2 separate regions of the Homo sapiens genome follow, and region 2 is linked to region 1. Evidence: read pairs that join two places in POLR2A ChIA-PET (ENCODE). Cell type or tissue: GM12878. All regions are shown on one strand. Links, peaks and the distances in the headings refer to the core of each region. The heading gives the core; the rest is flanking DNA. Region 1 overlaps NCOA1 (nuclear receptor coactivator 1). Region 2 overlaps NCOA1 (nuclear receptor coactivator 1).

Region 1 (12,052 bases), core at 2,882-10,881:
CCTCATTATAATGACATTTTTCATCTTTTCTATTTCTTCTTAACATTAAAAACAATTTCAAATGTACCAAATAGTTACAAAATTGCTAGACTGAACACCTGCATGCCCATTGCCCAGTTTCACCAATTATAAACATTTTATGGAATTTGCTTTATCTCTCTCTGTATTTACTTTTCCTTTTCCCCTTCCCCCTCTACCATTACGATGACAATGATGAACCATTTGAGAAAAAGTGGTAGACAATCATGATCCTTCACTCTAAAATATTTCCTACTTAACCACAATATAATAATCAATTCAGGAAACAACATTTTTTATTGCTGTTATCTAATATATAGTTCACATTAAAATTTTACCATTTGTCTGATTCACAATCATAGATTGCATAGTTGTCACATTTGTTTGGTTTCCTTTAACCTGGAATAGTTTATTAGCTTTTCTTTGTTTTTCATAGTAGGGCCTTCCATGATAGTGACATTGGAGAAGAGTACAGGTCAGCTATTTTGTACAATGGTCCTCATTTCAGGATTGTCTGTTTCCACCTATTTCCTTCCTAAAAAGGCTGTGATAGGGGATGGAGATTCATGGATTTTTCTTTTTTCTTCTTTCTTTTTTTTTTTTTTAATGAAAAGGTTATCTTAAATAACAAAGTCTACAAAGAGTTTTCAGGATAAAGTCTGTTGGAACAAAGGAAATCTAGAAACTAGAATCACTAAGATAATTTAGGTGTTATTGAAAGGAATTATACACACATACACACACACACAAATTGTAGGACCCAAGATTTATAAACTTTGGAACAAAAATTAGGGTTTGCAAAAGCAGAACTTTTGATTTTGATTGAACAGTGCATTTTATTTTAAAGTCCTTGACATCTTATAAGAAATAATTGGTTTTATATTATAACGTATGATAGAAGGTAAGTCACGATTCGCTATATGAATAACTTTATTTTCATGTGATGTTTGGACTAAGGATAGAAAAGATTCTTTGTTTATATGTTTGAGTACCTTGTATACTACCTAGTTTTTAGATGTGGTATATTTTAATGTCACCTTTTCTGTAAGGCTCTTACTGGATATATTAAGGAAATATTTTGATGTGGAGGCCAAAGCAAAAGATTGGGGCTATATTGATGGGTTTTCTATTTATTAGTTATGTGACTGTAGGTTAGTGATATAACTTAAAGCGTATGCAAATTCTGGAACCAGATTACCTAAGACCGATTTCTTCCTCTGCCGCTTAAGTTGTTGAGCAGATTAAGTAACTTGTCCATGCCTCAGTTTTCTCGTCACTAACATGGATTATAATATTACCTACCTGATGTTTTATGAGTAAATGAGTTAGTAAGGTTTATGAGGGAATTAATTAACATAGGTTAGGTGCTTAGAACAGTGATAGGCACATGGTAAATCTTACATAAGTGTTAGTATTCATTATCATCATCATCAGAGCATAATTTATTAGTATGATAAAACTGTCAAAATGGAAATAATAATGTATACTTCATAGGGCAGTTGTGAGAAATAAGTGAATTAATGCATATAAAACATATATTACATGCTCAATATATATATAATGTCATATCCTTTAGATGCATATTAATGGGCTTACATTTTAACTTGTAAACTTTTTATTATTTTGTTTCTCTCAAATTATTTGTTACTATTGACTTTATAATGTGAAAGTGGCAACTGGAAGGGTAAGCATGCTTATACCACTGAAGTGGCCTATAGTCGAAATATTTGAGAAGTACTGTACTGGGTGACAATTGCAGGGGTCCTTATTCTAAAAATTTAAAAGTCTGCATCTCCAGTTTAAAATGTGTGAGCATTCTTTTTATTGTTATTATTCTGTTTGTTATCATAATTATTATTCTATTGAGAACCCCGGAAAATGGAATTTGAGTTTCACTTGTTCCAAGTTAGTCTTTAGCTGGTCGTTGCAGCAGAAGGAATATAGCTAGCCACATTTAGTGTTAGCATTAAGAGGATATTGATGCTATTTAACCAGCCATTTACATGAAATGCTTGGGATTTTTTTTTTCATTTTTCAGTGGATATCAATAAAATATTGCCGAATATAAATGAATCAAGTAAGATGACTTAGGTTTTAAGCTGGACTTTACAAAATGCATATCTTTTCTATAAATGTGGTCAGTGAAGATTGGCTCATATTGTGATTTTTTTTTTTTGAGACGGTGTCTCACTGTGTCGCCCAGGCTGGAGTGCAGTGATGCAGTCTCAGCTCACTGCATCCTCCGCCTCCCGGGTTCAAGCAGTTCTCTTCCTCAGCCTTCCAAGTAGCTGGGATTACAGGCATCCGCCACCACACCTGGCTAATTTTTGTATTTTTAGTAGAGACGGAGTTTCACCATGTTGGCCAGGCTGATCTCGAACTCCTGACCTCATGATCCACCCGCCTTGGCCTCCTGAAGCGCTGGGATTACAGGCGTGAGCAACTGCACCCAGCCCTCATATTGTGATTTTATCTGTGCCCTTTCCCTTTCAGGTTGGGAGGGTGACCCTGAAGTTAACCGGAGGTTTGTCTGACTTAATCATTTTATAACACCCTCAAAATACAATTCCATTATTTTGGTCAATTATTTTGACTCATTTGGCTCTATGACTTTGGTACTTCTTCTACCATATACCATTAAAGAACAGATTTTAGTGTATTTATTTTTCTTTTATTGGTGTAGATATATATATTTAACTATACTGTATTCTGAAATGGGTTTCTAAAATAGTTGATCAAAATTGAATAGCTTCTGATCTGGGACTGAATTCTTTATTTTAGATATTGAAGTAATTTTTTGTGTAAATGTAGTTATTTGATTTTGGATAATCATTTGTGGATTATCTGTATCTAATGCAGATCTTCATTTTCTTTTGGTTCTGGCTTCTAGCTGTTTTTCTGCCCACTATTATCTGAATCTCTGAAAGAGGTTAGTAAAAAGAGGCAGACATTTAAAATTTTTTTTAATTTTTATTTATTTATTTTATTTTTTTAAAAAGAGACATAGTCTGTCTGTGTAGCCAAGACCACACTTGAATTCCTGGCTCAAACAATTCTCCCACCTCAGACTCCTGAGTAGTTGGGATTATAGACACATGTTACTGCACCCAGCAACACTGAAATTTTTATCACTCAGTTTTGTCTGTGCAAATGACAAAGCAAAATGATCATTTACTTTTTTAAGGCTGCTTCTGCTAAACTCTTATAAAACTCTTTTGTACGCCTGCAAGTAAATATTAAATACTTATATTCTTGTTTATACCAGCTGAAGATAGCTATAGTTAGGACGACTGATTTTTCCTCAAGAAATACCAACACAAATTAAAGTGGATTTTGGAAGACATGTGCAGTATACCTGCATAACTCTATGTCACTCTTAAGATAACTGGATTCATAGTTTCATAAGGAAATGTTGAGTTATTTTGCTAATTTGTTCTAATAAGATAGCTGCCACAAATATGTGATACAATGCTATTTTCCCTCAGTCGTGAATATACTAGGAATATTTTAATAAGGCAAATGTTTATTCTTCATCTTAAAATTAAATTTTAAATGAAGCCAATATGAGGAAAATATTAGGTTTTAAAACTAATTTGGTTTTCCTTTTTCTATGTATTTGTTAATAGAAAACAAAATAAACTTTTCTTTTTTCAAACTTATTTGTATTTAGAAAAATTAATGCAAAGAAAAAAAGCATTGTCGCTTAGTCTGTGGAATAAGCTTTTAGTGGTAAACACAGACGTATTAAATATATTGTTTCAAACATTAAGATACATTTAGAGGGCAAGTTACCAAATCCTTGATAATGTCTTTATTATTAGCATAATAAATTTAAAAGACTGCACAGGATTCTCTTTTACAAAAAGCACTATAAGAAAAATCTAGTATTTTATAGTAGAATATGAAATAAGATTAAATGGTGTTTTGATTTTTAAGAATTCATTGATTGCTTTGAATCCATTTATTTGATTTTGCTTTTTATTCTTGGCCATAATGGTTAAGAACGTTGGCAGTGATTTATGGTAGAAGCTTAGGGGAGCAGGGTCTCTTCTCTGGGCCAAGGATAACTACCATCTCAATTTGGGCCCTGGCATTGTGGATTTTGAGAGAACTTTTGTTTCCAGGGATTTCAGGAAATCCCTACCCATTCAATTAGCTTCAAAATATCTAGTATTCAACAAAAATTAGGAGGCATGCAAAGAAACAAAAATATTTGGCCCATATACAGGAAAAATAACAATCAGTAGTATCTGTCCCTAAGGGGGCCAGACATTGGACCTATTAAAGAAGAAAAAGTAGATAAGTTGGACTTCATTAAAATTAAAAACTTTTGTTCATTAAAGAATACTGTAAAGAAAATGAAAAGAGAAACCACAGAATTGGAGAAAATCATCTGTAAGTCATATATCTGATAGGGGTCTAATACCCCGAATGTAAAGCACTCTTATGACTCAATAAAAAGACAAGTTAAACCCAACCCAAAATCCTACAACTCAATAGCAAGAAAACATATAACCCAGATAAAGATCAGGCAAAGGACCTGAAAAGATATTTCTTTAAGGATGACATAAAAATGGCCAACAAGTATATGAAAGTTGCTCAACATCATAAAATGATCAAGGAAATGTAAGTAAAAGCCACTTTATCACCTCACATCTACCAGCTATTAGGATAGCTGTTACAAGTTGAGTATCCCTTATCAAAAATGTTTGGGGGACCAGGATTGTTTGATATTTTGGATTTTTATGGATTTTAGAATATTTGCATTATACTTACCAGTTGAGCATCGAAAATCTGAAATGCAGAATGCTCCAATGAGCATTTCCTTTGAGTGTTATGTTGGCATTCAAAAATTTTTGGATTTTGGATCATTTTAGGTTTGGGATTTTTAGATTTGGGATGCTCAACCTGTATCAAAAAGACAAAAGATAACAAGTATTGGCAAAGGTGTTGAGAAAAGGGAACCCATGTACCCTTTTGATGGGAACTTAGAATGGAGCAGCCATTATGAAAAACAGTATAGATACTCCTAAGGAAATTAACATATGACTCAGAATTAACATATGACCCAGCAATACCTTTTCTGGGTATATACCCAAAAGAGATGAAATCAGCTCATAAAGCTGTCTGCACTCCCATGTTCATTGCAGCATTATTCACAATAGCTGAGACATGGAAACAACCTAGGGGTTGCTCAGTGGACAAATAGATAAAGAAGTTGTAATATATATATGCAATGGAATATTATTCAGCCATTAAAAAGGAGGAGATCCTGCCATTTGCCACAACATAGGTGAGCCTGGAGGACATTTTGCTAAGTGAAATAAGTCAGACACAGAAAGAAGAATATTGCATAATCTCATTTACATGAGGCATCTTTAAAAACAAAGGCAAATATACAGAGATAGAGAATAAAACATTGCCATAGTGGGGAAAAATGGGTAACTATGGGAGATGATGGATATGTTCATTTGTTCATTTACAATAATAATATAACCATCATAATATATATAATAACCATTTTACTACATATCCTCATCTCATGACATCATGTTGTAAATCATAAATATACACAGTAAAATTTAGTTTTTAAAAAATAGGCAAAGGAGCTGAATAGACACATCTCCAAATAAGACATACAAATGGCCAATGAGTGCAAGAAAAGATGCTTGGTGTCATTAGTGATTAGGGAAATAGAAATCAAAACCATGAGATACCATTTCACACCCTCAAGGATGGCTGTAATTTTTTAAAGACAGGAAATAACTCTTTATTTGGTGAGGTTGTGGAAAACTGGAACCCTTGTACATTACTGGTGGGAATTTTAAATGGTGTAGTTACTGTGGAAAACTGGCTTTGATAATTCCTCAAAAAGTTAAAGAGTTACTGTATAACCTAACAGTTCCACTCCTAGTTAAATACTCAAGAGAATTAAAAACATGGCCACATAAAAACTTGTACATAAATGTTCACAGCAGCATTACTGATAATATTCAAAAAGTGAAAACTACCTAAATATCCATCCACTGGTGAATGGATAAACAAAATATGGCATCTCCAAACAATAGAATATTATTCAATTATTAAAAAGGCAGTGAAAATCCTGAAGTCCCTATCCTTCCTTACCACATGAGAAAGATTTTGGTTGTCATTGAAATGAACAGCTAAAATGAAAACTTGTTTCAAAGACCCTTACGTGTCTTAGGACTCCAGTTTGAGAAACATTTTTTTGGAAATTACCTAGTTCAGATCTCTATTTATCATGTTTTTCCTGTGTGATGCCCTTCATACAACTATTAACTTGGGGATATTTAGCTCTCAGAGTATCCTTCTCACTATATATAAATGCTTCTTCGTGCTAACTGCCTGCTAAGCATTTTTAAATATATTATTAGAAATGTTTATTAACTAATTGGCAGGGACTTTTTAAAATTATGCAGTTCTCAGCTAAATCCAAGAAATGAATGACAGATTTCTTATGTAGAAATTTAAATTCAACTGAATTATAAGGCACAGTTCTATTTCTTTAGCCTTCACCTGTTTGGTTTAGTCTGGTACATTTGAACAGAGATAAATGTAGTTTCTAGTTCCTAAAACTACTCTCTAGAGATTGCATAAGATTGGGTATAATTTAGCAACTCTTTTTAAATCAACAGGGTACTTTTACTTAGAAACCTTACCTCTTTTTAAATAGTGATATGCAAATTGGTTTCCTGAAACCAGCATTTATTTTCTTAATGATTCTTATTTAAGTACCCTGACTGCGAAATACAAAGCCATTTCACATAAATACAACTGTAATAGTTTTTCCTCATGAGAAGTTTTACATTGCCTTGTTTATTGTGTTTTGTAAACAGGAAGCAGTTAATACCAGAATCATACTATCAGCAAATTATGGGTGACTGTCTCATAGCTCTTCAGCTCTTGGCTCTTATTTCAGTAGGCCAGCCTGTCTGGCTGCTGTTGTTTGTTGTTTGCTCTCCCTAGCCCCAGAATCTCAGATATAGCAGTTGTGAATCTCCAGCTAGTAGTCTAAGGGTAGTACATATGGGAATCTTGCTTTAGATCCAGAGGTATTTATTACTCAAAATTATTCAATCTGTGAGATTGTATTATTCAGATCATGTAACTGCAGCATGGCTTGGGTTTGTAGTACTGTGAAATATCACGGGTTGTTTTTTTACAAAATAATAGATCTTTACTTTTTCAAAATTAGAATATTCCCTAATTTCTAGACCAAGAAGGCAGTTTGCTGTTTTTTTCCCATTGAAAGACAATAAGGATTTTAAGAAATTTCATGTTTCTCAATTATAAGAAATAATTTCAAAGATTTTAAAAATATTTCAGAAAATATTTAACCATACAAATTAAATATCTTTGTTTTAGAAATCTTAAATGTTGTATTAGTAAGATAGGTTAATTGTTTTTAATTCATCACCTATTTATTTAGTTTCTCTATCCTTTAGGTATTGTGTTAGATATTGGATATACAATAAAAAGATCTAATAACTGGCTTTGAGTTCACAATCCCAAAAGGGAGACAAAATAATTGTAACTTATAGCACATTGTAATAAAAAAACATAGGCCCAGGATTATTTTGAGAACAAGTAGAATTTCAGATGGATAAATTCTTAGATGGACATAACCTAATTTCATTGGAGGCCGAAAAGATGAGCAGCTAAGGAAACAAAAAATGGCCCCTGAACATGAAGTAAGCGTTAGCCAACTCTTTTCTTTTGAATTGGGCAAATTCTAAAGTCATGTCTTTCAACTTCCTTGTTCAGCATTTTCTTCTCTCTTTTGTTTCTACTTTTGTAGAAAAGTTTAGAATTGATGCTTCATTATTACAAATTTATTGCATTATTTCATTTTTGTATTACTAAATTTTAAAATACATTTTATTTATATGAAATTATATGACTTCTTTACTTATGTGAACTTTGGTTAATCTTATTTATGCTTCTGTGAATCTCTGCAGGAAAACAAGGTGTATATTTTGTTAGTTCCAGTAATACAATGGACTGATTATTTTTATTTTGTGTTTGAGTTTTAGAATGGATGGTAACAAAACCATGTTGGTCTTTTGACTTTGTTTTGTGGTGGCTGTTGCAAGTCTGGTATATTTGCCTTGCATTGGGGTTGTTCATATTAAATTGTAAATTTTGCAAAGGCCAACTAGGCTTCTATATTTTCCTTATTGTGTGTTCCTTCCTCTCCAGTCACCCCCATAGAAGGTTTAATAAATTGTTTTTTAAGACATTAATCTGTAATGCAGTTCATCTCATTTATCATTAACAGAAATCTGAAATTTAAAAGTATATCATTTTTTATACATGTTTAATTTGAGGTGACAGTGGGATATCCAAATGAAAACATCCAGTTAACAAGTGGACATTCAGATACCAAATTACTAAGATGAGAAAGATTGTGGACATTCAGATACCGGATTACTAAGATGAGAAAGATTGTACTTACTCTTCACAGAGGAAGTCTTAGAATAAAAGTCAAATCCTATCATCCTTCTGTTGTTAATCCTCCAGTGACTGCCTCAGTCACTGGGACTTAGTCCTTGCAATGACTTTTAAGACCTTACATGGTATAGCCTCCTATTATCTCTCTGAACTCGTCACTTACTCCCCCATCCCCCAGGTTCTAGCCATGCTCACCTCTTTCATGTTTCTCAAAAAGCAGTTATGCTCCTGCTTTAAGGTCCTTCTACCTCCCCTTGCCAGAAGCACCCTTCTTCCATTTATCATTCTCTTGGCTGTCTCTCCCTTACCCCCTTCTTACCTTTGTTCATATCTCTCACTTTTTCAGTGAATCCTTTCCTAATTACCTTACTTGCTTCCCTTCCACTTCCACATACCTAAGCCTCTGTTTTTGCTTTATTTTTCTCCAGAGTAAGTATTATAACTTACTTTTTAATTTTATGTGTTGTTGTCTCTGTCACAATAGAATGAAACTTAATGAGGACAGTTATTTTGTAAATTTTATTCACTGCTCTATCTCTAGTGCGTAGAACAGAGGTTGGCATATGGTAAGAGCTCAGTAAATATTTGCAGCTAATTTAAATTGGTCTTCTCCCACACTGAGATCAATTTAAAGTTTTTTGGCTAGTATTTACCTTTTTGTCTAATATTTACCTTTGCTGAGTACATATTACCAAGGATTTTATTTTTAAAGTCTTTTCTTGAAGTTGAAACTAAAGTTAACATATATAATCTATATGCTTGTATATACAGATGATATATATAACATAATTTTATTTATATGTAGATCATATAGTAATATGCAATACATAATACATGGCATATATAATCTATGAACACTTGATTGGACTGTCATTTAGTAATTCATTCACCAGATCCTATAATAGACTCACACAATAGGTGAGAGCAGATGCAAACTTTATATATTATGTTTAGGAGATTGGATGTTGTCCTATGGGCATTGAGGATTTAGTGAAGGGTTTTAAGTAAGAGATTGACATGATTAGATATACACTTGGTAGCCTACTCTGGTGGGTCTGCAGAGGATAAACTTAAGGAGGACAAGACCGGAAACAGGGAGAAGCTATTTGGGAAGCTATTTTAGTAGTCCAGCAAAAGAGTTAAATGAGAACCTGAATTGAGATCTTGGTAAAGGAGAATATGAAGAAAGGATGGATTTTGGAAATATTTAAGAAGTAATGGCCGGGCATGGTGGCTCACGCCTGTAATCCCAGCACTTTGGGAGGCCGAGGTGGGCAGATCACTAGGTCAGGAGATCGAGACCATCCTGGCTAACATGGTGAAACCCCATCTCTACTAAAAATACAAAAAATTAGCCGGGCATGGTGGCAGGTGCCTGTAGTCCCAGCTACTCGGGAGGCTGAGGCAGGAGAATGGCGTGAACCCGGGAGGCGGAGCTTGCAGTGAGCTGAGATCCCGCCACTGCACTCCAGCCTGGGCGACAGAGCGAGACTCCGTCTCAAAAAAAAAAAAAAAAAAAAAGGAAGAAGTAAAAACTGACATTTGCTTGCATGCAGGATATGAGAGAAGAGGCTAGAATGACTGCAGTGTACCAACTGAGACAAGAAATACATGAGAAGGAAATAGGTTTATAGAGAGACTTTGCCCAAGGACAGGCAGGTAGTGTTTAATCCAGGATTTAAACAAAGTTTTTCTGGCCCCAAAGCCCATGCTGGTTTTTTGTTTTGTTTTGTTTTTGCTTTTATTATTATTTTTAATTGTTGCATAATAATTGAACATATTTATAGGGTACAGTGTGATACTTTGATACATGTGTACAATGTGTGTGATCAAATCAGAGTAATTAGCATGTCCCTCACGTCAATCATTTTTCATTTCTTCGCATTGGGAACATTCAAAATCTACTCTTTTTGCTATTCGAAAATAAATTGTTGTTAATTATAGTTACCTACAATGCTATAGAACACTAGAACTAATTTCTCATATTTAGCTATACTTTTGGATCTGTTAAACAACCTCTGGCTATCCTCTCCTCCTCACATCCTTCCCAGCCTCTAGTAACCACTATTCTGCTATCTACTTCTATGAGATTAACTTCTTTAGTTTACACATGAGTGAGAATATGCAGTGTTTGTCCTGTGGCTGGCTTATTTCACCTAGCATGATGCCCTCCAAGTTTGTCCATGTTGCCATGAATAACAAGATTTCATTCTTTTTTGTGGCTGTCTGGTATATTTCACTGTGTATATATACCACATTTTCTTTACCCATATATCTGTTGATGGACACTTAGGTTGATTTCATATGTTGGCTTATTGTGAATACTGCCACATAAATATTGGAGTGCACATATCTCTTCAACATACTGATTTCATTTCCTTTGGACATATGCATATTTGTAGGATTGCTGTATCAGATATATAGTAGTTCTATTTTTAGTTTTTTGAAGAACCTCCATGCTCTTTTCCAAATGGCTACGCTAATTTACATTCCCACTAAAAATGTATACGAGTTCCCTTTTCTCTTCATTTCTTCCCGGCACGGAAGCCCATCCTTTTAACTACCATGTTGCAGTAGGCAAATCTAGTTGACTCCTTATCAGGGAAATGAGACCTTGAAAATGATACTTAAGCAGGGATGCTTTTGCTGCTGTTTATAGGACAGATTAGAAGTGAGAATGACTAGAATTGAGAAGCAAGATTAAAGGATCTTGCATTAATCTACAATTAGGTATTTGGTTCCAAATGAGGATTATAACTGTATCTGGGAATGAAGAAGGAAGAGACAATCTTGTTAAGGAAAAATTAGCAGGATCTGAATGCCAGTTAGAAATGAGTAAAAGAGAAGAATAAAAAATTGTAAAATTATGATCCTAAGAGTTGGAAATTTTCATAAATAGCACTTCTAATATGGAGAAATTGAAAATGTGCCTTTTTGGTTGCATGAAATAATAAGTTCATGATTAAAATGTTAGGGATTATTTGTACACCAAAAAATATGACAGTCATTAATCTTCAGAAAAGGGCTAGAAGCAGAGTCAGTTTTAAGACTAGAGAAAAGGGTTTACTCAGACATACCAGTTAAAGCCATGTGAGAGATTCTCAGCATTCTTTATAATAAAGTTTTTCAGTATGGCTGCTAACATACAGTGCTGTAGTTTAATAATTTAGAATTTAAGGAAAAGCTAAAGGTTCTCCCATTTAACAAGAATTTTCTTTCCTTTTATAAGGGTAGATGGAGTAAAAGAGAATGGTGAAGTGTGTTGTTTGGCACTAATAAAATCCAAAAGGTAGTGATGATTGTAAGACCAAGGATAGGATTCTGAGTTTCATTAGGGATTATATGGAGAATAATGGTTGATGAGGGACAGATCAGCAGGGATCTTTAAGTGCAGTTGCTAACTGGTGCAACATGTGAGAGACCTGGCTGGTGTGCTAGGCGGAATGACTTTGTGTTCTCTGGGATCTATACCAAGATCCTAACATAGACTAAACATTTGATCTTTGTTGCCTGACTACATAAACAAAAGGTTAGGAGTATAGAACTCACAGCGTACAATTCA
Region 2 (12,052 bases), core at 2,012-10,011, 67 kb before region 1:
AGAGCTTGATCTTTTGTTAGCGTTAGATCTTTTGTTAGGTCTTGAGGCTCTAATTATTTGTTTTCAGGCTATTTTTTCTCTGTTGTTTAGACTGGATAGTATCTATTGTTCTATATTTTGGTTCAGTGATTCTTTCCTCTGTCCCTTCCATTCTACTGTTGCATCCATCCATTACATCTTTTGTTTTACCTATTTTTCAGTTCTGAAATTTCCATTTGGTTCTTCTTTATATCTTTTCTTTCTTTGCAGTATGTTCTTTATATCTTGCTTTGTTTTTGAGACTCTCAGTTATTTTGTTGTTTCAAGTATGTCTGTAATGGCTCCTTGAGTCATTTTTGTGACAGCTGCTTAAACATGTTTTTCAGATAATTTTAACACCTCCATCATCTTGGTATTGGCATCTGTGGATTGCCTTTTTTCATTCTGTTTGAGATATTCCTGGATCTTGGTATGATGAGTGATTTTTATTTGATACCTGGACATTTTTAGTATTACATGCTGACACTCTGGGTCTTATTTAAATGTTCTGATTTAGTTGGCTTTCTCTGGCCCTGCCCCCGCATGAGAAGGAGGGAAGCCTCATTACTTTCCTGTGGGGATACAAGTCCAGGTTCTCTACTTTGCCTCTCTTGACACTCAATTTAGGGAGAGATTCTTTGTTACTGCTGGTCATGGATGGGAGTTCTTGCCCACATTGATTTCTCCCTGGCTGGGAGGGGCAGGAATGTGTCATTATGGTTCCCCACATATCCTCCACAGGGTGATAGTCTCTTTACTGTGTGATGGTGAAAGGCCTGACTCTGCTAGGCTTCTCCAAAAACAGCCTGTGGCAGAAAGAGAGAAGGGTACCTTGTTACTACTAGGTGAAGGTCCAAGCTCTCCATGTGGTCTTCACTGACACTGTGGAAAAGGAGGTCTCATTATCACGTGGCAGGGACTGGCTCCCTACTGGCCTTCTCTGACATCACCATTGTGGGGAGAATTGAGTGCCTTATTACAGCCGGAGGAGAGCAGACATCTAGGCTCCCTACTTCACCTTTGCTGGTGGGAGTGGGAGCTACAGGCACAGAGTTGTTTTTTACTTCTGTTTTTGTGTTTTTGGTGATGTTTGGCTAGGTATAATGTGCTCTGTCTGGATTGTCTCTTTCCTTATTCTTTGCCTGGAGAGAACAGGATTTTGTTTTGTTTGGCTGGTTGGTTTTGGGGGGAGTCTGGGCCTATGGGTTTTTTCGGGCTGCCAGCTTCTTCAGCTCCAAGGTGATAACATGTAACAGAAACAGAAAACTACAGGCCAATATTCCTGATAAACACAGATGCAAAAATCCTCAATGAAATACTAGCAAACTGAATCCAACAGCACATCAAAAAGATCACACACCATGCCTAAGTGGGATTTATCCTAGGAATGGTTCAACATATGCAAATCAATAAAAGTGATTCATCATATCAACAGAATGAAGTACAAAATCATATGATCACCCAAAAGATGTAGAAAAAATCATTTGATAAAATTTAACATCCCTTCATGCTAAATCTCTCAACAAATTAGACATAGAAGGAATATATCTCAATACAGTTAAAGGCCATATATGACAAACCCACAGCTAACATTATACTGAATGGGGAAAAGTTGAAAGTTTTTCCTTTAAGGAAAGGAATAAGGCAAGGATGCCCACTTTCATCACTCTTATTCAACATAGTACTGGAAGTCTTAGCCAGAGCAAATAGGCAAGAGAAGGAAATAGAAGGCATCTACATTGGAAAAGAGGAAGTCAAATTGTCTCTGTTTGCAGATGACATGATCTTATATATAGAAAAACCTAGAAACTCCACTTTTTTTAATCAGTTTTAAAATTGATAAACGAATTCAGTAAAGTTGTAGGATACAAAATCAACATACAAAAATCAGTAGCATTTCTATATATCAGTAATGAACTAGCCTGGAAAAGAAAGCAATTCTATTTACAATAACCACAAAAAAACCCCACCTAGGAATAAATTTAACCAAGGAGGTGAAATATCTCTACAATAAAAACTACAAAACACTGATGAAATAAATTGAAGAGGTCCTACAAAAAATGGAAACATATTTCATGTTCATGGATCAACAAAGAGCTAATATTGTCAAAATGACCATACTACCCAAAGCAATGTACAGATTCAACACAAGCCCTATCAAAATACCAATGACATTCTTCACAAAGATAGAAAAAAAGATCCTAAAATTTGTATGAAACCACAGACGACCCCAAATAGGCAAAGAATTCCTGAGGGGTGGGAGAGGACCTTGGAGGCATCACATTATCTGACTTCAAAATATACTGCAAAGCAGTAGTAACCCAAACAGCATGCACTGGCATAAAAACAGACACATAGACCAATGGAGCAGAAGAGAACCCAGAAATAAATCTACATATTTATAGCCAACTGATTTTTAACAGAGGCACCAAGAACATACATTCGGGAAAAGACAAGCCTCTTCAATAAATGGGGCTGGGAAAACTGGATATGCAGAAGAATGAAACTAGACCCTCATCTCTCATCGTATACAAAAATCAACTCCAAATGGTTTAAGACTTAAATGTAAAATCTGAAATGCTTCAGGATATTTATCTGGGCAAAGATTTCCTGGCTAAGACTTCAAATGCACAGGTGCAACAAAAGCAACAATAGACAAATGGTATTATATCAAGCTAAAAAACCTCACAGCAGAGAAAACAATCAACAGGGTAAAGAGACGACCTGAAGAATGGGAGAAAATATTTGCAAACTATTCTTCTGATAAGAGATTAATATCAAAAATAAGTAAGAAACTCAACAGCAAAAAGCCAATAATTCAGTTAATAAATAGGCTAATGATCTGACTAGACATTTCTCAAAAGGAATATGCAAAAGGCCAACAAATATATGGAAAAAATATTAAACTTCAGTAATCATTAGGGAAATGAAAATCAAAACCATAATGAGGATTATTTCACCTCAGAATGGCTATTATCAACAAGACAAAAAATAAATGCTGGCAAGGATGTGGAGGAAAGGGCACTCATACACTATTTGTAGGAATATAAATTAGAACCACCATTATGCAAACCAGTGTGGATACTCCTCAAAACTAAAAATATAACTGCCATGTGTTTCAGCAATCCCACTACTAGGTATTTACCCAACATAAAGGATAACAGTATGTCGAAGAGATATCTATATTCCCATATTTATTGCAGCATATCACAGTAACCAAGATACGGAATCAACCTAAATATCTATCAACAGATGAATGGATAAAGAAAATATGATATATATACAGAATGGAATACTATTCAGCCATAAAGAAGAATGAAATCCTGTCATTTGGAGCAATGTGGATGAACCTGGAGGACTGTATATTAAGTTAAATAAGTCAGACACAGAAAGACAAATATAGCACATTTTCACTCATATTGTGGGAGCTAAAAAAATTTGAGCACGTATAAGTAGAGAGATAATTGTGGTTAATAAAGGCAGGAAGGATAATCGGGAGGCAGGTATTGGGAGAGGTTGGATAACAGATACAAAATTATAGGTTAGATAAGAATAAGTTCTGGTGTTCTGTAGCAATGTAGGGTGACTATCATTAACAAGAATTTAGTTTGTATCTTTAAATATCTAGAAGAGAGGATTTTGAATGTTCCTAACACAAAGATGATGAATGTTTAAGGTGATTGATATGCCATTACCCTGATTTGATTATTAAACATTCTATATATGTATTGAAATATCACCGTACCCCATAAATATAGTTACTAAATGTCAATTTTTTAAAAAGCTATTATTTTTCAAATGATAAAAAAGAAGTATTTTGTAGAATGTTAATTATCTATATTCCATTTTATTAAAATATATACAATTTTGTTTTTGTTTGCTTCAAGAGAAATGTCCCAGTGTAGTTTATATATTAATTATGCATATCTTAATGAATTCAGAATAGTACTTTAAATATATTAAGTTTATTTACTGCTCCCCCCACCCATTTTCCAAAGTAGACTGCATTAATTTCATGTGATTGATCCAAGTAGATCCAATTGATTGACTTACTGTTTTCCTAATTTCAGGTTCCAGTTACAGCTATATCAGAGAATGAGTTAATCTCCTCAGAAATCACTAAATACTACTCTGAGGGGCTTAGAAATTAACAGGGTAAGTTGAATATCATCTTAAATACTATCTGGATTTTTATAGTGAATTCCTAATTTGGGCCTATAGTGTGTCAGGCAACAGTTGGGCACTGGGAAGAAAATTCCTTCTCTTATTTTCCATGCCTGTAGTGGTTTTCAGTTTTCTTTTGGATCAGGGCCCCTTTGAGAGTCTGCTTAAAGCTGTGTAGATCTTTTCACAAACATTCACACATGTTCAGTCAGAGTTTGAAGATCTTCGAAAACTTCCTAAAGTTCACAGACCATTGGGCAACCCTGTGCTTTGCAGTATTTCAGACGTTTTTACAGGCTTTGTTTCTCTTTTAAATATTACAACTCTATGAATTAGTGACTGATATTGATATTTTACATTGAAGAAACCGGTGTTCAAAATGGTATGTGACTTTTCCTGTAATGCAGCTGTCAAATGTGAGGCTAGAATTGAAGACTTTCCCAAATTTTAATAATACTGTTGGCTTTTTTTAAGGTTCTTTCTTCTTAATATGTCAAATTGCTCCTTAGTAAGATTGTGTCAGCCTTTCCTCATTGTCAGCAAGTGAGCATGCCTGCTTCACCACATTATCCCATTGGGTGTTCCCCCACCCTAGTGTTTGCTAAATTGGCATGTAGATAATTGCATTTCATTTTAATTTGTTTCTTTGTTGTATTTAGAGTTCTCTATCCACTTATCCATTGGAGTCTTACCAATTTTTGTAGCATTATATATGAATTTTGAATATATTAAGAATATTTGTCATGTTTTGTGCAAATACATTTACCCTTTCTGTTTGCCTTTTTACTTTGTGATTTTTTTTATGTATAGAAGTTTTGAAATGTTTAAGTATTCAGATCTACTTTTTCCTCTACATTTTTTCTCTTTTTTTAGTGTAGAAATTTCCAAATGCTTCATACATCTCAATGAATGCAGACACATTCACAGATTTTTTTTTTAACATAATGGCAATCTAAAAGATTAAAAAAGGAATGCCACTTAAGTTACAGATTTTTGACTTCCTTTTGTCATATGTTTATTGGCTATTGGTCTTTCGTCTTCTTTAAATATTTTTAAGTATTTAATCTTTCATAATTTTTATAAATGATATGTAGAAATCTAGATTATTAGTTCTGATAGCATTTAGTAAATGTTTCATTTTTACCAAGATTTCAAAGTATAGTTTACCCAATGTAAGATTTTCATATACACGTATATTTCTTTGTCTCTATTAATGTTCCTTTGATCTAATTATCTGTCACAGCATAATTATGATGTATTTTTAATGTTATTGTAGCTTTAAAGTCCTCTTTTATTAGTTTTTCAAAACTGTTTTATTCTTTGATATTTTTCCAAATTAACTTGAGAATATATTCATCAAATTAAAAAGTAAACATATGAAGGATTTTTAATTACGATTGCATTGAGTTAAAGATTCATTTGGGGCCAGGGGCGGTGGCTCACGCCTGTAATCCCATCACTTTGGGAGGCTGAGGCGGGTGGATCACCTGAGCTCAGGAGTTGGAGACCAGCCTGGGCAACATGGAAAAAACCCGCCTCTACTAAAAATACAAAACATTAGCTGGGCGTGGTGGCGGGCTCCTGTAGTCCCAGCTACTCAGGGGGCTGAGGCAGGAGAATGGTGTGAACCCAGGAGGCGGAGCTTGCAAAGAGCCGATATCGTGCCACTGCACTTCAGCCTGGGCGACAGAGCAAGACTCGGTCTCAAAAAAAAAAAAAAAAAAAAAAAAAAATTAGCTGGGCCGGTGATGTGCGCCTGTGGTCCCAGCTACTTGGGTGGCTGAGGTGTGAGAATTGCTTGAGGCTTTTTGTTTGTTTGTTTGTTTGTTTGTTTAAGACAAAAATCTTCCTCTCTTGCTCAGGCTGGAGTGCAGTGGCATGATCTGGGCTCACTGCAGCATCTACCCATCAGGCTCAAGGGATTCTCCCAGCTCAGCCTTCCTAGCAGCTGGGACCGCAGGTGCACAGTGGCACAATCTCAGCTCACTGCAACTTCTGCCTCCATAGCTCTTCCACCTCAGCCCCAGAGTATGCCCAGCTAATTTTTGTTTTTTGTTTTTGTTTTTGTATAGACAGGGTTTCACCACATTGCCAAGGCTGCTCTCAAACTCTAGGCTCAGGCAGTCTGCCTGCCTTGGCCTCCCAAAGTGTTGGGATTACAGGCGTGAGCCACCATGCCTGGCCAGCTTGCTATACTTCTTTATGTTTTTTCTACACATATGCAACTTGGAATTAGATCTCTGTCCTCTCAGAGACTTTCCTTATGCTGTCTGGCTCCCAGGAGCCTCTTTTCCTAGTCCTTTCACTAGTGGCAGGGGTTATTCTTTCTCTTAGAGTCTTAGTGTCACCCTCCCCCACTGTTTTGCCCCAGAGAAATACATAGTGAAGATTCTTCCCATATTCTTCCTACTACCCTGGACCCTTTCCCGTTTCTCAGGACAGAAGGACAGGTTTCTCTTAGGCTTTCAGATGTGCTGCCTCAGTAGTGCAGCTTCATAACAGACTGGCTTTGAGGCAGAGTCAGCAGAGAAGAAAAAAAAAAAAAAGAAACTGGGAACTCCCCTCGTACTGCTCCAAACCACACACTGTAGCCCACAGATGCTTGTTTTACACCCACTAGAAAGAGGGGGTTTCTCCTGGAGTTTTGCCATGTGTGTCTGCTGCCTAATTCTGGGACTCTGCCCACCCTCAGGTCAAAGTGGTAGATAAAGGAAGGATTAAAAAAAAATAGTAAACTCACCTTCATATTGGTTATTCTTCATATTTTGACTTTCTTCTCCAACGCACCTGACATTGTTATTTTTCAGTTTTCAAGAGGTTGCTTTTAGTATTCTGCCCAGAGTTTTTAGTTGTAATTAGTGAGGGAGATAGGCTGTAAAGGGCTTATTCCATCTTGACATTCACTGAAAGTCACATTATTTCATTTTAAAAATAATTTTTGTTTTGATTTTCCCAAAATTCTTCTTGTTCCTTGACTATTATAAGAACAGATTTTTGTTGTTGTTGTTCTGTGCATATACTGGCCTCTTGTATCTCTCTCAAGATACCAATAAAGTTAGGAACATTTTATTTATTTTTGTTGCCTTACTGTATTTTCTTTGGGTCATTGTGTCTCTACTTCTACACTTTATTGCCTCTCTTGGTTTTTATTAAGTGGCCAGTGATTGTTAGCTTTCTTCTTTACAGTATTTTCAAGTAAAGGTCACAATCAGTGGTTGTCTTACTTGAATGTATATACCCATTGCTTGGCGGCCCAGGTAAAATGTAGATTCCTGGTCCCATGGACAAAAATCTGATTCAGTAAGTCTAGAGTAGGGCACATAAACACCTTAAATTCTTTTGATGCTGATAGTTGAATGATAGCCCTTGAAATCTTGGAAACTGGTGTAATTCTGTACAGCTCATTATTCCCCTTTACAAAATACTGTCTTACCCACTGAGCATCATGGCTGACCATGGGACTCTGCAGTTGGCTTCCCGCTTGCTGTGGTGAGTGAGAGGTGGGCTTTCCCTCCCCTCCCCTCCCCTCTTTGGAGACAGGATCTCATTCTGTCACCCAGACTGGAGCACAGTAGTGTGATCATGGCTCACTGCATCCTTGACCACCCAAGATCTAGGAAACTTTCCACCTCAGCCTCCCGAGTAGCTGGGACTACAGGTGCTCGCCACCATACCCATTAATTTTTCTGTTTTTGTAGAGGTGGAGTCTCTGTATGTTGCCTAGGCTGGTGTGGAACTCCCAGCCTCAAGCAATCCTCCCACTTCAGTCTCATTGGGATTACAACCGTGAGCTACTGTTCCTGGACTCATTTTTCTTATCATGCACTTGCAGAGACAAGGCTAATAGCGGGGCCCTGTCCCTCGGTTTCTGCTGTTGGAAAGGAATTTTTCTGCAGGGAGAGTTCTGATTAGTTCTGAGTTGCCTTCCTTTTTCCCCCCTCTCCGTTGAGATTGTCTTTAGCCTGCTATTATCTCCATTTCAAAGTTCACACTATAAGCCCTCAGACAAAGACTTTAGACTCATGATAAATGCTGTGGCTGACACTTACTTGTCTTTAGAGTTGTACTGGCCATCATTGGTGTTTTTTCACTCAGTCGTTTTGTGGCCTGCCCACACCCCCAGGCCCTTCTGACCTCAGGTCTTTAGTAGGAGAAGAGGTAGATGAATGGGCTCACTCTGCCATCTTAATTGAATGTCCACTGTTAATCTTAAGGTGATATTGGTTTCTAATGTGCAAGGTATTTCTGTTGAATTCTCAGATATAATAATCATCATGAAATCTGTAGTAGGATCACACCTTATGTATACTCAGGTGTGCAAAGAAAATATAGCTTCTTTATTTTTCTTATCTCTTCCTTTTGATGAACCCTGGTCACTGGATGGCCGGAAGAAGAGTACCAGACTTACTCCCATCTGGTAAACTGGGTCTTATCCAATAATTTAAATAGTTGTGTTTGGATATTTCAGCTTCTGGATACTACTCATTCAAATATTATCTCTTTCCTCAGACGTGCCCACAACAGAATCTAGACTTATGGGTTGGCTTGTGTGACCTTGTAGTGGTGGAAGCACACCAAGACCCTCAATCTATCTACTGTCTTTTCTGGTTTCTTACTGGTCTCTCCCTGGAATTGTGGCCACCGAGGTACTACCAGAACTATCGTTTGAGGTACTACCAGAACTGTCTGAGACCTGTTCTTTTTGCTCCTAGAATGCATTGTCCATCTTTCCTGGTGTCACAGATAGCCTGAAGTCTGGCTTGGCCCCCTGAGCCTGGTATTCTCTCTTCCAGGCCTCTTGCTATGGAATTACTTTATCCCTCTGGCAAAGTCGTCAATCTGTATCTTAAGTTACCTTTCCCGTACTACTTTAGAGCACACAGAAGTTTCCTAAGGTACATTTCCTAAATGTACCTTCTTCCATGGCACATGAGAAATAAGGGAGATGCCAGAGCTGATCTCACATTCCTTCTCAATCTTCCTGTGTTTCTGTGCATATATTTTGGAGTGGCTATCTCCAGCTTCTGTTGAGTAGGCATAGGGAGAGGAAAGAGGTTGGTGGTGTGTGTGTGTGTGTGTGTGTGTGTGTGTGTGTATGAAAGTGTGTGTGTGTTTGTGCGCACACGCGCCACGTGTCAGGGAAGTTCCTGGAAGGCAGTCATTTTGTACAGTCTTAGTGGGAAGTGAAGCTGACTGTTCTAGCTCCCAGATTTCCTTACTCCATCAGACATTCTTTTCTTCTGCCCCATCTGCCTGAAAGATGATGATGGGAGTATTGGTCACTTGCATCTTCTGTCTCTGTCTCACCTTTTAATCCCACAATCCTTCATCCAGAATCAGGAGTTTGGGGCTATAATTCATATTTTTTCTAATTTATATCATCTTTCTACCCTAATTGACAGGCCCCATGTTCTGACTGTCATGAGCAGAAGGGATATCTGCTCTGTACTGTGGAAGAAACTATAATCCTACTCTTTTCAATCTTGGCCAGAAAATATTAGTGTCTAACAAATTCCTTCTTTGGGAAAACCAGACTTTCAAAAACTTTTATCTTAGTGTAAAATTCTTTCTTTAATTCATAAGGTAAATATTAACTATTTCTTTCTCTTTTCATTTTTAAACTTTACCAAATATATGGATGCTACTCATAGAATAGGAGGGAAGTCAGTGGAAGGAAAAGCAAATGAGAAAAGCATGTCAGTATCTTTTCATAATCATGAGAGCATATCTACTCTCAGTACTCCCGTTTCTCAAGACTTCCTTGGCTTTTCTTACATTTACTTTTTTAATTGTAGTAGAGACTCTTACAAGATTATGCTTCTAAAACATATTATAGTTATTTGATTTGTATTAAGCTTATAACTTTGATATTTTTAATTATAGTTTTCTCAAATAGGAAAATAGTGTGTCTCTATTTTTTCAAATCTTCTCAAAATATTTATCAATAAGGTTTTATAAAATTTTGAAATGTGGATTTAATAAATATGTCTCACATTCTTTTTAGGAAATTTTTTTTCTTTTTAGTTTTTAAGAGTAAAATCCAGGTTGCAACTCAGTTTCTTCTGCCTTGTAGCTCTTCCCTGTGTGGACCCATGGCACTTTGTTTATTTGTCTTTTGTAGAATTCCTCATATTTGTGTTTACCAAACTGTAGTCAGCTCAATGCAGGGAATCAGACATTGCTTGTCTTTATTTGCCCTAGTGCCCAACAAATTCCTGCTCATGATAGGCATGGGGAAATCAGCAATTCCTGTGCTCCTTTCCTGATTTATTTTCTCCATAGGACTTACCATGTTCTAACATACTGTATTGTTTATTTGTTTTATTTATTGTCTGTCTCTTCTCACTGAATTATAAATAGCATGCAGGCAGAGATTTTGAACGATTTTGCTTACTACTGTATTCCTAACACCTAGTGGAGCACCTGTCATGAAGGTGACCAGTATTTGTTGAATGATTAATAAATTATCAAAATTTAGATAATTGTCTAAATTATATCATATGATCTATAAAATACTGTAAGTATAAACTTCTGGTATAAAAAATAGTAATGTAATTGGAAAGGTACATTAAAAGTTAGGAAGACCTTAATATATAATCTACTATCCCATTTTGTGAAATGAGCAAGAAATAATTTAAGCACAAAGCCCAAGCTAATTGTGGAAATGGACCAAGAATTTAGAACTCTTAAGTAAAACATAATAATAATGTCAACTGGACATGTGGTAAGCAGTATATATGGTTGTAGTTAAGAAAAAGTACAGGTTCTGCAATCAGACATTTCTAGGCAAGTTTCTTGATCTCTCTGTGCCTTAGTTTCCTCCCCTGCAAACTAGGAAAAAATTGTATCTTTCTTATAGATTGTTCTAAGACATCTATGAAATAAAGTGTAGTAACTCTTAGCACACTGCCTGGCGTTTAGTGAAGGCTCAAAAAGTTAGCTTCCATTATTACTATTTGGAATATCTGCCATCTGTAGCTTGTGGATGTGAGAGTTCTTTAGTTTTTGGTGGGGCTTTTAAAAAATAGTTCCTAGAGGCCAGGCTATCTTTTAGTCTTTCCTTCAATCCCTCTAATATGCCAAGCTCCCCAGTTCTCTGAATTGATGCATCTACTCTTCTATTGGCCTAGAGAACACTCTTCTCTGACATGCTTTGCTTCTTTAACACCTACTTATCTTTCAGGTCTCTTCCTGTTTCTCTCATTTTTAAATTTTTATTTTAAGAATTTATAAATATATACAAAAGTAGAGAGTATGATGAATCCATCACCATTTCTATGTATCCATTACCCACCATCAATAGCTGTGGGGATTTGATCTCTTTAAAAATTAAAAAAAAGTTTTCTTGAAATCCCAGTAAATACCTTTTATTTTTTTCTTCCTAGCACATTAACACAATTTGCAATCATGTATTTAATGTCTCTTTTCTCCATTAGTTTATAAGCTCCATAAAAGCTGTTTTCTTTATTGTGATATATCCAGTGTCTCATACAGTGCCTGAAACATGATAGGTTCTCAAATGTGAAAGGAATGAATTATTTAATAACTGAAAACGTCGCTAAGGGGTTTGAAAAGACGAGCATTTGATGAAAACTTTTTGAAAAAGATTGGTAAGAATGACTTAGGCAGCTTTATATTAAAACAATAGGTACCGTTAGGCTCAGATTCATATACTTATTAAGCAACCTTGTGCTCTTAATTTTTTTCCAAGTAAGCTTCTGTGTAAAGCAAACTCAGTGACCTTGTGAAGAGAATATTATTTGAGTTTATAAGATATTGTCCATAGTAAATAACTAAATTAGCTTTGGGGGATCACTCTTGGGCAAGGTAAAATGATCCCTTGAGGTGCTGGGCCTTCTGGGCTGAGAGA

What was found. Peaks named below come from ENCODE experiments on the same cell type or tissue, not always from the same donor. Only the 100,000 strongest peaks of a DNase experiment are listed, where the experiment ranks them.
Region 2: POLR2A ChIA-PET joins it to region 1 with 14 read pairs; 2 of 35 experiments call an interaction of 5 or more read pairs at or near these places.

Annotation. Positions count from the first base shown.
Region 1 is chr2:24,646,098-24,658,149 of GRCh38, forward strand. The region is part of intron 4 of NCOA1 (nuclear receptor coactivator 1); the gene reads left to right. Among named protein-coding and RNA genes, the nearest start is that of PTRHD1, 140 kb to the right of the region's middle. In GM12878, for the core only: no CTCF peak of the experiment used is centred there; a DNase peak (open chromatin) is centred at 6,824; H3K27ac peaks cover 1,130 bases.
Region 2 is chr2:24,580,388-24,592,439 of GRCh38, forward strand. NCOA1 (nuclear receptor coactivator 1) reads left to right here. Exons shown (of 23, transcript NM_003743.5): 3 at 4,089-4,173. Among named protein-coding and RNA genes, the nearest start is that of NCOA1, 95 kb to the left of the region's middle. RefSeq lists an enhancer at 6,304-6,353. In GM12878, for the core only: no CTCF peak of the experiment used is centred there; DNase peaks (open chromatin) are centred at 6,088 and 6,804; H3K4me3 peaks cover 587 bases; H3K27ac peaks cover 2,217 bases.